2 separate regions of the Homo sapiens genome follow, and region 1 is linked to region 2. The links are chromatin contacts, found by Hi-C or POLR2A ChIA-PET in ENCODE. All regions are on one chromosome and are shown on one strand. The core of a region is the stretch at or near the end of the contact, and the rest is flanking DNA. Distances in the headings are between cores, read along the strand shown.

Region 1 (5,638 bases), core at 2,062-4,561, 710 kb after region 2:
TGAAGGCACACATCTCTACACCCCGTGCCTCTGTGCCACCAAGGTGTGGCTGATCGTGTGCTGAGAGGAGGATGTTCACCTTTCAGCTGGGGTCTACATCAAGTCCCTAAGGAAACTATGGGGAGCAGCCATCATTGAAGATCACGCTCGGCTGTCAGGGAGCTGTCTTTCCACTCCCCTCCCCAAACCTAACAATCACAGGTCAATCAACATTGTGAAAACCCAGTCCCAATCAATAAATACGGGTGAATTAATTGACCTGAACATCTTCACCTCAGATGGTAGCTCCACCTATGTATGTCTGGCAGCCTCCTATGTTTCTACATGTACTTTATTTTTCTAAAAGCAGATGACAGAGAATGCTTGGGAAAGGGGTACACCCCACCTTTCCCACAGTGTTCCACCAGTGTGGTCCATCAACCAGATACATCAGAACTTCCTGGGAGTCTGTTCAAAAATCCAGTCATTCTGGGGGCAGAGCTGAGGGGGTGCCACTCTCTTAAGCCCCCATGGTGATTTCTAGGCATGCTGGAGTCAGTGTCATGGTGTCCACTGCAGGACACCTGAATGTGTGCAATACTCCGCAATCCTCAATTCACTGGCTTTATCTTTCCTGAGGTGCAGTCCACGAGTGAGGAAACATCTCCATCTTCCTACCGGAGAAAAGGGTACAACGATCATTACAAGGAGGCCCAGTTGGGGTAGCTGAGACCACAGACCACATGACCAAACCACACGGGCTCTCCAGAAGACAACAGGCCAGTTAGGACAATATGGACAGTGCTACATTCTTTTCAACAGTCATCATTTCAGCCAAAAGAGAAAAGACTATTATGACTCTGTTTCAGCCACGCTAGCAATAACTTAAAGCCTAATAACTGTTGCTCATCCCGTAGAGAAATGAAAAGAAAAAAATCCTTTATTTCCCTCATACCAGAAAAACAGTGAGATTCAGCCAAAAAATAAACATCTTCACTAACTGAAAGTGGGCATCTATATTCTGATGACTTCTTGTTGGTTAGAGAAATCAAATTTTATATCAGCTGGGCAGGGTGCTACACACTTGTTTCCCAGCTACTCAGAAGGCTGAGGCAGGAGGATCACTTGAGCCCAGGAGTTCAAATCTAGCCTGGACAACCTAGCAAGACCCTGTCTATAAAAATGAATAGTTTTTTTTTTAATAAAAAATTTATCAGTCTCCAAAAACTGGGCTAAAAAACCTTTATACTCATATACTTAAAGAATTTTGAAGAAAAACAAACATTTCAGACTTGACTTCTAGACAGTAGAGCAGGAAAAGGTAAACTGCCCATGTGCTTACTTGTCTCCCCTGGGACTTTCTTCTAAGGAAGAAAGATCCCTGCAGGTGTCAGTTAACCTACTGCCAAAGGGGAGCCAGGAAGGGCTGACTGCATAGGAAGAACCAACCTCTAAAAAAAAGGCTGAGCAGACCCACAGAATGGCCACTTTATTTGCAGGACGAGATGACCAGGCAGAGGCTCCTGAAGGGGAGTAGGAGGTCCACCCTCAAGAAGCCACCTAGGCAGCTTCTCCCAGGATCTGAGAGCCACTGGAACAGACACAGCAGAGCTCAAATTAGATGTCACTTGGCCTCCTAGAACTTGATATGTACTCAATTTTCTAAAAGCAGAAAGCAAGTACCAAAACATACACAAGGAATTTAATTTCTTGTTATCAACATGCCCTTATCATTTAGTCTCTGGGAGGAGCAGCCTGTGGGTGTAGAATACATGGGCAGGTGAGGAAATGCAGTCTTTTTAAAGACTGTGTGAAGAAAAGATGGGGTCTGGAGACCTGGTTTTGGCTGTTCCTGCCAATCCAGGAAAACAGGGGTATGGCAAGGAGCTGCACCTCCCCCTCAGTGTAGAGGATCAAACACTGTGACAGCACAAAGTGCAGGCAGCAACACTCCATAAAGGCAAATGAGAATTGTTGAATGCTCCCCTACCTCTCCTATTCCTCAAAGCAGTCTTACAAATGACCAAATTATGAACAGCATTCTTTTAAAAATCATGCCAAAATGCAAATAACATGATGTGGTAGTGAGAGGAGATGGGAATCCAGGGATCAGGGCCAATGCTGCGACCGCTCTGTAGCACCAAGAAGCCAGTACCCAGGGTCCTCGCTTCTAAAATGATGGAATTAAACCAGATGCTCACCCCAAATCCTTCAGTCCCAAAGGCCCCCATTCTGACCAGTGATTCAATTCCCTGCCATCTCCATGGTGTCATGAGAAACCCAAGCTTCTGATCAGCCCAGCCACAGGTCACCAACTGAGGGAGTAGAATTCCAGCCACAGCCAAGCAGCAGACGTTTTTGTTAGTCTGTGGGGCTTCATGGTGGGCAAAAAACTAGGGCTTCCCTTCAGCCTTTGGAAATGTGAAAAGCAGCCTTCAGAACCCTTCCCTCCTCTGAGGATGGCCGCTGTGACCCTTAGGCAGAGATTCCCCATTTCTCACACACTGTGGCTGTGCTAGAGAAAACACTGGCTGATGGGAGACGATGAAGCCAACCAGAGACTGGGTGCAGTGAACGGGAGCCTTTGATGGCTACTCACCCCCACCCCACAGGACAGGCCGAGCTATGGACTACCATTTGATCAGCATAATTTTCCAGCTTGAGACATCTGAAAAACATGCAGAGCTGCATGGGAAAATCTACATTCCCATGATCTCGTGTTTAATTTAGACCTGGCTGGTGGATGTGGTGGTGCTAACTGCTGGGCTGTCGCCATCTCGCGAGGAGCCTGCGAGAGTGTGGAAATAAAGGAGGGGCAGTGGATCCCCTCAGGCAGGGCCTGCTGACTTTGGGTTTCGGGCACAGTAGTGATGTAACATATTTTCTCAAAGAGAGCTCCAGATGCTGGCCAAGGAACAGGTATTTTTACACTGTGCATGTACAAGTGCAAGACCACAGCTGTGAGAAAAACAAGCGGTTTGCTCACCTCTGCCTTCCCACCTGTGCCTCCAGGAGGTCACATCTAACTCTTTCCATAGTAGCTTCAGAGGAACACGGTAGATTTCTGAACAATGCAGATTTCTGAGGGAGTTACTTGCAGGGACTGGTGGTAGTGATGGTTGATGTCCGCTGAGCCTCATCTAAGCAGCACTGCGGGATGGGCAGTGAGCCAGGATCTTAGAGACCACAAGAGCAGGCTCACCTTAGCTGAAGCTCAAAGGATGAGCTCCTTCATCCCAAAGGTGGGCTCTGGGGCAGAGCAATCCCTGAGGGTTAACTCTTTATGTGCCACCCACATGCTGCACTCTCATTTCCAGTCACTTTCCCTATGACCGGAAGTGGCTCCTGCCTTGCATTCTATGCACCTGCCATTTCCCCCACCCAGCGTCCTTCCTCTATCTGTCACTAGACTGGCTCCTTGTCACTCAGATCGCATGGCCTCCTCAGAACCCATCAGGCACTCTCTATCAACGTCACCAGCTGTCATCTGGAACAGAGCCCCTCCTCTATCTGACATTTCTTATGTGCCTGTTTATCTGTTTCTCTCCTGCCCCCACACCACCCCCCTGAGACCAAGGCCCAGCCTCTTTGCCACTGTCTAGAACAGTGCCTGGCACACACTCAGCCCTCAACAAACACCTTCCATGTGACACAGAAGCAAAAAATAAGAACACTGTTAAAGATACCCATTATCTCTCTACTCAGAGACTGCCAGAGTTCACACCTTGAGGCTGTTCTCCCAGTTCCTGTTTCCCTTTCGGTCTCCATTTCTTGAGTTAAAGGGCAAGTGCTGTATTGTCTGCCTAACAATAAACTGCCTGGGAACAGGAACAGCCCTACCAGGTGCTTAACACATGCTCCACACGAACCAGCACCTGCCGAAGCCCAGGCACCACGGGGCCTGAGAATCCACTCGATGCCCCTTACAGCTGGACTCAGGAGCGACACCAGCAGCCTGGGCAGCAGCCTAGGGCTGAAATATGTAGTTCTCACTCCGGCCACAGGGATTATGTCCTGCCTTTCCAGCTGCATGGTCCGAGGCAAGCTGAGCTTTCCTGAGCCTCTATTTCCACACCTCTCAAATAGAGGTAACAGGTGCTGCTCAGCATGGCTGTGAGGGTTGGTAAGAGTACGACTGGCAAATAAGAGGTGTCCAAATACCTGCCTCCTCTACTGTGTCCTGCCAAGGTGCAATGTCCACAGGGACATTTCTCAGCAGGTTCCTAAGGACAGCTCGGCAGGAGATGAAAGCCTACAGAGGCATCCCTATGAGAACACACTGGGTGGGAATCACCTACCAGAGGGGTGGGTGGCATTGTCCACAAGCATCTCTCTCTAGACTATACACACAACCTGTTCAAAACCATCAACAATCTTGCCTGCCCTTCTCCTCTGCAGCTGGCATTTCCAAGCAAAGTCTCAGATGTGCTCTTTGATACTAGTAACAGAACAGAATTAAAAGAGCAGTAAGAAACAGAAGGGGCTCTCTAAGAAGAGGCTAGTGAATACTAACTGAGCAGGTCACATGTGTCCACTGATGGCATCTTCATAACAATCCTATGGAGGAGTTATTCTTCTTATTCATATCTTACAGAGGAGGAAAAGTGAAGCAAAGAGAGGCTAAGTAACTGACCCAAGGCTGCACTGCCAGCAAGAGGTGGGACTAGGATTTGCTCTCAGACTCTGACTTCTGATCCCATCCTCTTAATCCCTATTCTTATTCTCATTCTTTGTAGCTTTAGACAAATTCAGTGCTCAAAATCGTAAGAACAAGAAACTTTCCTTTGCTGAATCTGCAGGCCTACAAAGGTCCCTCTTGTCTAGATGTTTGAGGCCAAAAGATGGCATGGAAACAACTGTTTTCCAGCCTCATGTTTTGTGGGCCATAATGGATCCTTTCCCCAGTCTCTCACCAAGTCAAACAAGCAGGAGCAAAGATGCTACAGCTAGAAGGGCCTTGGAAGTCAACCACGTGTAGATGCCAGGACCCAGAGCCATTCAGTGCTAAGCCAGGACAGAACCTGGCATTCCCAGCTCCCTTCAGTGCAGCCAGCAAAAGGGAAGAGGCTTTAACGCTATTCAAAGAAACTTTTACCTTGAAATGTGGAAGGTTCTACACGCTGGCAATACAATGGAGTCAGTCAGGGTGGAGGTCCAAAATAACAACACAGAGACTCTAAAACTATTCCTAAAAACGTGTTCTTCAGAACTCACATCCTCAAGAAATGATGCCTCTTTGGCTATTAACAGTGTCTTCTACTAAATCAGTCACACCGACTTTAACACCCTGAGAAACCTGCACTGTTCCTTTGAAATAGCTGTTGTCATCTGAAATACCACTCAGGAAAAAGAGTCTCTTCATGTTGAAAGGTAAACTTCCTTTTTTGGTGCAGAGTAAAAATATTACTTCCCTCTTTCCTCCTCTGCTGGAGACATTCCCAGTGTTTTATTTACTGTGCAACACTGACTGGATATATTAGGAGGAAATGTTCCTTCCCAACTCTTCAATGTCAGAGTCTACCCCACAAAAGGTATGAGCCAGCCCTAATGTTTTCTTGTTGTTCTTCTGTTTTCTTAAATGTTTTATTATGTAACATTAGGTACATATAAGAGAATATGTGCAAACCACATGTGAGGACAAATAAAATAAGTCCCCATG
Region 2 (5,863 bases), core at 2,090-4,589:
ATTAAATGACAATACTCTTAGCAGCAAGCTTCCCTAAGCATATAAACATTTTAATGGGTGATGATTCAGAAGGTACCCGAAGAATATGTACTGCCAGATATCATTCACCCCCATATACCTGCCCGACAGACATCCCATTTTGGGACCCTGGATAAATGTGTGGGTGGAGAGAAAGATAGGAGAAAGTGGTATAAGCAAATGGCTTTGGAGTCTGATTGACAGCGATTGAAATCCTGTCTCTACCTCTTAACAGCCTCATGATCCTACATAAGTTACCCCGATCCTCAGGGCCACATCTGTAAATTGGGGGTTGCGATGGCAGCCATCTCACAGGGTCTCTTTTCGGGGAAGGGCAGGAATTATGGATTAAGTGAGCTAGTAATTGTAAAGCACTTAATACAAGGAGGGCGCATAATAAGTACTTCATAAATAATGACGGCCATTATCATGACTGAGGTGTATGCAGCTGTCGGGGATTACGGCGACTTCAGAATTTCTGGTGGGCAGGGCTCAAAGGCAGCAAATCACACTGGAAGTCGAGGTGAGGCACTGCTTCTGCACAGACTGCTTAGCTGGAGAGAATGAGGAAGGCTTAGAGGAGATTTAGAGGAACTTAGAGTCCTCCGCCTCCAACTCTGTGGGATCTGCTCCCGTGCCAGAGACATTCAGGGGATTTCTCGCACTCTCCCCTCCCCTACGTCCCTCCCGCCCCATCCAACTAACCACACAACACATACAAAATAGCCCCTGCGAGGTTCTGCACGCTGGAAGGGAACAGGAGAAGGGCGCTGCGCTTTCTTGCTGATGCCCTGTACTTGGGCCCCTGGTAGACACAGCCACTTGTCCCCTCAGCCTGCAGAGAAATCCCACGTAGACCGCGCCCGGGTCCTTGGCTTCAGCCAATCTCCCTTTGGTGGGGGTGGGATGCACGATCCAAGGTTTTATTGGCTACAGACAGCGGGGTGTGGTCCGCCAAGAACACAGATTGGCTCCCGAGGGCATCTCGGATCCCTGGTGGGGCGCCGCTCAGCCTCCCGGTGCAGGCCCGGCCGAGGCCAGGAGGAAGCGGCCAGACCGCGTCCATTCGGCGCCAGCTCACTCCGGACGTCCGGAGCCTCTGCCAGCGCTGCTTCCGTCCAGTGCGCCTGGACGCGCTGTCCTTAACTGGAGAAAGGCTTCACCTTGAAATCCAGGCTTCATCCCTAGTTAGCGTGTGACCTTGAGCAGTTGACTTTATTTTTCAGTGCCTAGTTTTCCAGATACCAGGACTGACTCCAAGGACTATTACTCATCTGGAGGGTTTAGCACAGTACCGTCGCATAGTAAATTTCCATGTCAGTTTTGGTTACCTTTCATGCACTTGCAAACATGCCATGCTCTGAAACGAAATAGGCACATCTTTTTTTTTTTTTTTTTTAAGGAGTCTTCCTCTCGCCCAGGCTGGAGTGCAGTGGCGCGATCTTGGCTCACTGCAACCTCCACCTCCCGTGTTCGAGATTCTCCTGCCTCAGCCTCCTGATTAGCTGGGACTACAGGCATGCCACGACGCCCAGTTAATTTTTGTATTTTTAGTAGAGACGGGGTTTCGCCATCTTGGCCAGGCTGGTCTAACTCCTGACCTCAGGTGATCTGACTGCCTCAGCCTCTCAAAGTGTTGGGATTACAGGCATAAGCCACTGCATCTGGCCAGAAATGAAATAAGTAAATCTTTTAACCTGCTCTAACAATATAGTGAAAAGACCATATTATTATTAGAGCAGGTTAAGGGATTTGCCTATTTCGGGTTCTAGTTATAGTCTTAAACTTGGACATTCTTGTAGAAAGTAAAAAGTTTCCTCTTCAAAGTTCCCCTTCTTGTTAAAGAATACATCATAAGTGTTAGAAGTAATAGTTTATTTTAAAGACTAACTTTCTTCAAGCCTCCTTGCTTTGTGCTAATAACTCTTTGTTAAGCCCTATCCTATGTAACTGTTGGACATGCTCACAGGCACGTTCCAGTTCACAGCCTATGCCCCTTCCTTATTTGGAAATGTTATTGCTTCCTTAAACCTTTCGGTAAGCAACTTCCTCTCCTTCTTCGTTCTTCCTTGCACTTACCTATTTAGAAAGTTTTAGGCTATTAGCAAATCGGCTATCAGTTTAAGAGTGTGAGGTCCCGCTCCAGCCAATGGATGCAGGACATAGCAGTGAGGACGACCCAAATGCGTAAGGGATAAATATGTTTGCTTTTCCTTTGTTCAGGTGTGCTCTCGACATCGTTCCATCTGCGATTGAGCACCCTTTCTGCAGAAAGTAAAGATTGCCTTGCTGGAGATCTTTTGTCTCCGTGCTGACTTTTCTTCGTGGCACCGATTATCTATTTCTAACAATTTTGGTATTTCTAACATTCTGAACAATCTTGGGCTAGTTGTCTCTTCTGGGCCTGTTTCCCCATCCGTCACATGATAAACTTCATTGGTTTAAAAACCCCAGCGAACATTTATTGAGTTACTATTACCTTCCTGCCCTCCCCAACCCCAACCCCAGGGAGCAGTTACAACCTCAGCCGCTGAGCGCACTCGCCGGGTGTTAAGAAGCACCAAAGACAGGGAGGCTTGATTGATTTTGCTTTGGGAGTAGAGGGTCAGAAGATTCACAGGAAAATGGCATTTGAGCAAGGATGATTCACTGGAGCTAGCTTTTAAATACTGGCGAGGCTTTTATGTTGCAGTCCCTTACAAAGTTGAGCATTCGCAGGGACTGCACTCCGAAATAAGCCCGCTTCCCCTTTTCATTCGCTAATGATCCAGGGAGCTGCTGGTTCCGCATGCGGCAGGTTGTGCCTTTTCCTAATCAGGGTTCTGCATCGCCTCGAACCCGCAGGCCGTGGCGGGTTCTCCTGAGGAAGCAGGGACTGGGGTGCAGGGTGAAGCTGCTCGTGCCGGCCAGCGCCTGTGAGCAAAACTCAAACGGAGGAGCAGGAGGGGTCGAGCTGGAGCGTGGCAGGGTTGACCCTGCCTTTTAGAAGGGCACAATTTGAAGGGTACCCAGGGGCCGGAAGCCGGGGACCTAAGGCCCGCCCCGTTCCAGCTGCTGGGAGGGCTCCCGCCCCAGGGAGTTAGTTTTGCAGAGACTGGGTCTGCAGCGCTCCACCGGGGGCCGGCGACAGACGCCACAAAACAGCTGCAGGAACGGTGGCTCGCTCCAGGCACCCAGGGCCCGGGAAAGAGGCGCGGGTAGCACGCGCGGGTCACGTGGGCGATGCGGGCGTGCGCCCCTGCACCCGCGGGAGGGGGATGGGGAAAAGGGGCGGGGCCGGCGCTTGACCTCCCGTGAAGCCTAGCGCGGGGAAGGACCGGAACTCCGGGCGGGCGGCTTGTTGATAATATGGCGGCTGGAGCTGCCTGGGCATCCCGAGGAGGCGGTGGGGCCCACTCCCGGAAGAAGGGTCCCTTTTCGCGCTAGTGCAGCGGCCCCTCTGGACCCGGAAGTCCGGGCCGGTTGCTGAATGAGGGGAGCCGGGCCCTCCCCGCGCCAGTCCCCCCGCACCCTCCGTCCCGACCCGGGCCCCGCCATGTCCTTCTTCCGGCGGAAAGGTAGCTGAGGGGGCGCCGGCGGGGAGTCAGGCCGGGCCTCAGGGGCGGCGGTGGGGCAGGTGGGCCTGCGAGGGCTTTCCCCAAGGCGGCAGCAAGGCCTTCAGCGAGCCTCGACCTCGGCGCAGATGCCCCCTGAGTGCCTTGCTCTGCTCCGGGACTCTTCTGGGAGGGAGAAGGTGGCCTTCTTGCGCGAGGTCAGAGGAGTATTGTCGCGCTGGTTCAGAAGCGATTGCTAAAGCCCATAGAAGTTCCTGCCTGTTTGGTTAAGAACAGTTCTTAGGTGGGGGTTAGTTTTTTTGTGTTTCTTTGAGGACCGTGGATCAAGATCAAGGAAATCTCTTTAGAACCTTATTATGGAAGTCTGAAGTTTCCAAATGTTGAGGGTTTTATGTCTAAAAGCAACACGTGAAAAAATTGTTTTCTTCACCCAGTGCTGTCTTCCAATTTCCTCTTTGGGGGGAGGGGTAGTTACTGCTGTTACTAAAATAAAATTACTTATTGCTAAAGTTCCCCAACAGGAAGACCACTACTTTTGATGACTTTGGCAAGTTTGCTAACTACTGGAACCCTAACTTACAAACGAACTACTTACATTTTTGATTTCCAGTTGTATTACCTGCCCAATGTTTACGTAGAAACAGCTTAATTTTGATTCTGGGTAACGTTGTTGCACTTCATTAAAAATACATATCCGAAGTGAGCAAGTATGGGTCTGTGGACAGCAGTGATTTTTCCTGTCAATTCCTGTTGCTTCAGATAAAATGTACCAGACAGAGGCCGGGCGCGGTGGCTCACGCCTGTAATCCCAGCACTTTGGGAGGCTTGGCGGGTGGATCACCTGAGATCGGGAGTTCAAGACCAGCCTGACCAACATGGAGAAACCCCGTGTCTACTAAAAATACAAAATTAGCCAGGGTGGTGGCGCATGCCTGTAATGCCAGCTACTTGGGAGGCTGAAGCAGGAGAATCGCTTGAACCTGGGAGGCGGAGGTTGCGGTGAGCCGAGATAGCACCATTGCACTCCAGCCTGGGCAAAAAGAGCGAAACTCCGTCTCAAAAAAAAAGTACCAGACAGAAATGGGTTTTGTTTTCTTTTTTTGTTTTGAGACGGAGTTTCGCTCTTGTTGCCCAGGCTCGAGTGCAATGGCGCGATCTCAGTCTCGGCTCACTGCAACCTCTGTCTCCCAGGTTTAATCGATTCTCCTGCCTCAGCCTCCCAAGTAGCTGGGATTACCCATGCCCCACCATGCCCGGCTAATTTTTGTATTTTTAGTAGAAACGGGGCTTCACCATGTTAGGCTGGTCTTGAACCCCTGACCTCAAGTGGGCCTCCCACCTCGGCCTCCCAAAGTGCCAGGATTACAGGCATGAGCCACCGCGGCCAGCCAGAAATGGGTTTTGGAAAAAGCACTAAACAAAATCGAACTTGGTTTCATATGACAGCTCTGCTGCTAACTGTAACAGGGGCAGACCAGTTAACCTACTTTTCTGTCTTCTGTCAGCTGAGAATTAGATGATTCCCAAAGGCCCATTGAACTCTGAATGACTTTAAATACTTCTTCTTAAGTGGGTACACGGTTTTGGTAACTGATGCCAGGTGATGAATGCATGAAAGTGCTTAATGAATGAAACCGGTAAAATAGTAGGAGGAAGCTTTATTGGTAAGGCAGGGGTATACCTAATAGCTCTCTAATTTATTGGTATTGAAGTGGTTAACTTTTGTTTTTTTAAGGGGGGAAAACATTCTAAGAATAATGAGGCAAACTGCATATTGCACAAGAGACTGTTGTCTCTATTCAACAAATACCTTTTGAGTGTCCAGAGTCTGCCAGGTGCTGTGCTAGGCCCTCACGATTGAGTAGTGAACCAGAGAATGTCCCTGCACCCATGGAGCTTATTGTCTACTGGGGTAGACAGATAATAAATAAGCAAACAAATCTTCTCTCTTCTCCCTTTCGCTCCATGTAAGTGTGTGTGTATAGGTGTATACTTACAAGTTGAGTAAAGTGTTATGAAAGATTAAGAGGAGAAATGCATTTTGGTTAGATGTTAGAGGACTCAGCAGGTGACCTTGAAACTTAGAGCTGAAGGATCAGTAGGAGGTAACTAGAGAGGCCAGGGAATCGCATGTTCAAAGGCCAGGAGGCAAGAAAGAGCATGGTGCCCTTCAAGAGAGGAAAGAAGGCTACTGTGACTGGAGCATAGATGTAGGCAAGTGTTGGGTGATTGAGAGCTCTACGGGCCATGGTTAGGTTTTATTCCTAATGCCGAGATGCCAAACATGGTGG

Evidence for each region. A loop is a pair of places that touch in the nucleus more often than their neighbours do. ChIA-PET counts read pairs that join two places held with the same protein, here RNA polymerase II (POLR2A). Pooled maps may share reads with other maps.
Region 1: a loop to region 2 is called in a pooled map, with 4 times the contacts of the local background. The contact joins the promoter of EPN2-IT1 here to the promoter of AKAP10 in region 2. A Hi-C loop is called at or near these places in 1 of 50 pooled maps. POLR2A ChIA-PET finds 5 or more read pairs at or near these places in 3 of 52 experiments (HEK293T, K562 and activated B cell).

Annotation. Positions count from the first base shown.
Region 1 is chr17:19,269,066-19,274,703 of GRCh38, reverse strand. EPN2-IT1 (EPN2 intronic transcript 1) reads right to left here and starts at 3,311. Exons shown (of 3, transcript NR_046824.1): 1 at 2,966-3,311; 2 at 1,429-1,570; 3 at 316-653. The region is part of intron 1 of EPN2 (epsin 2); the gene reads right to left. RefSeq lists enhancers at 3,509-3,598, 3,609-3,878.
Region 2 is chr17:19,975,304-19,981,166 of GRCh38, reverse strand. It overlaps AKAP10 (A-kinase anchoring protein 10), which reads left to right and starts at 3,339. Exons shown (of 15, transcript NM_007202.4): 1 at 3,339-3,575. The coding sequence starts at 3,488. RefSeq lists an enhancer at 2,256-2,969 and a silencer at 3,442-3,631.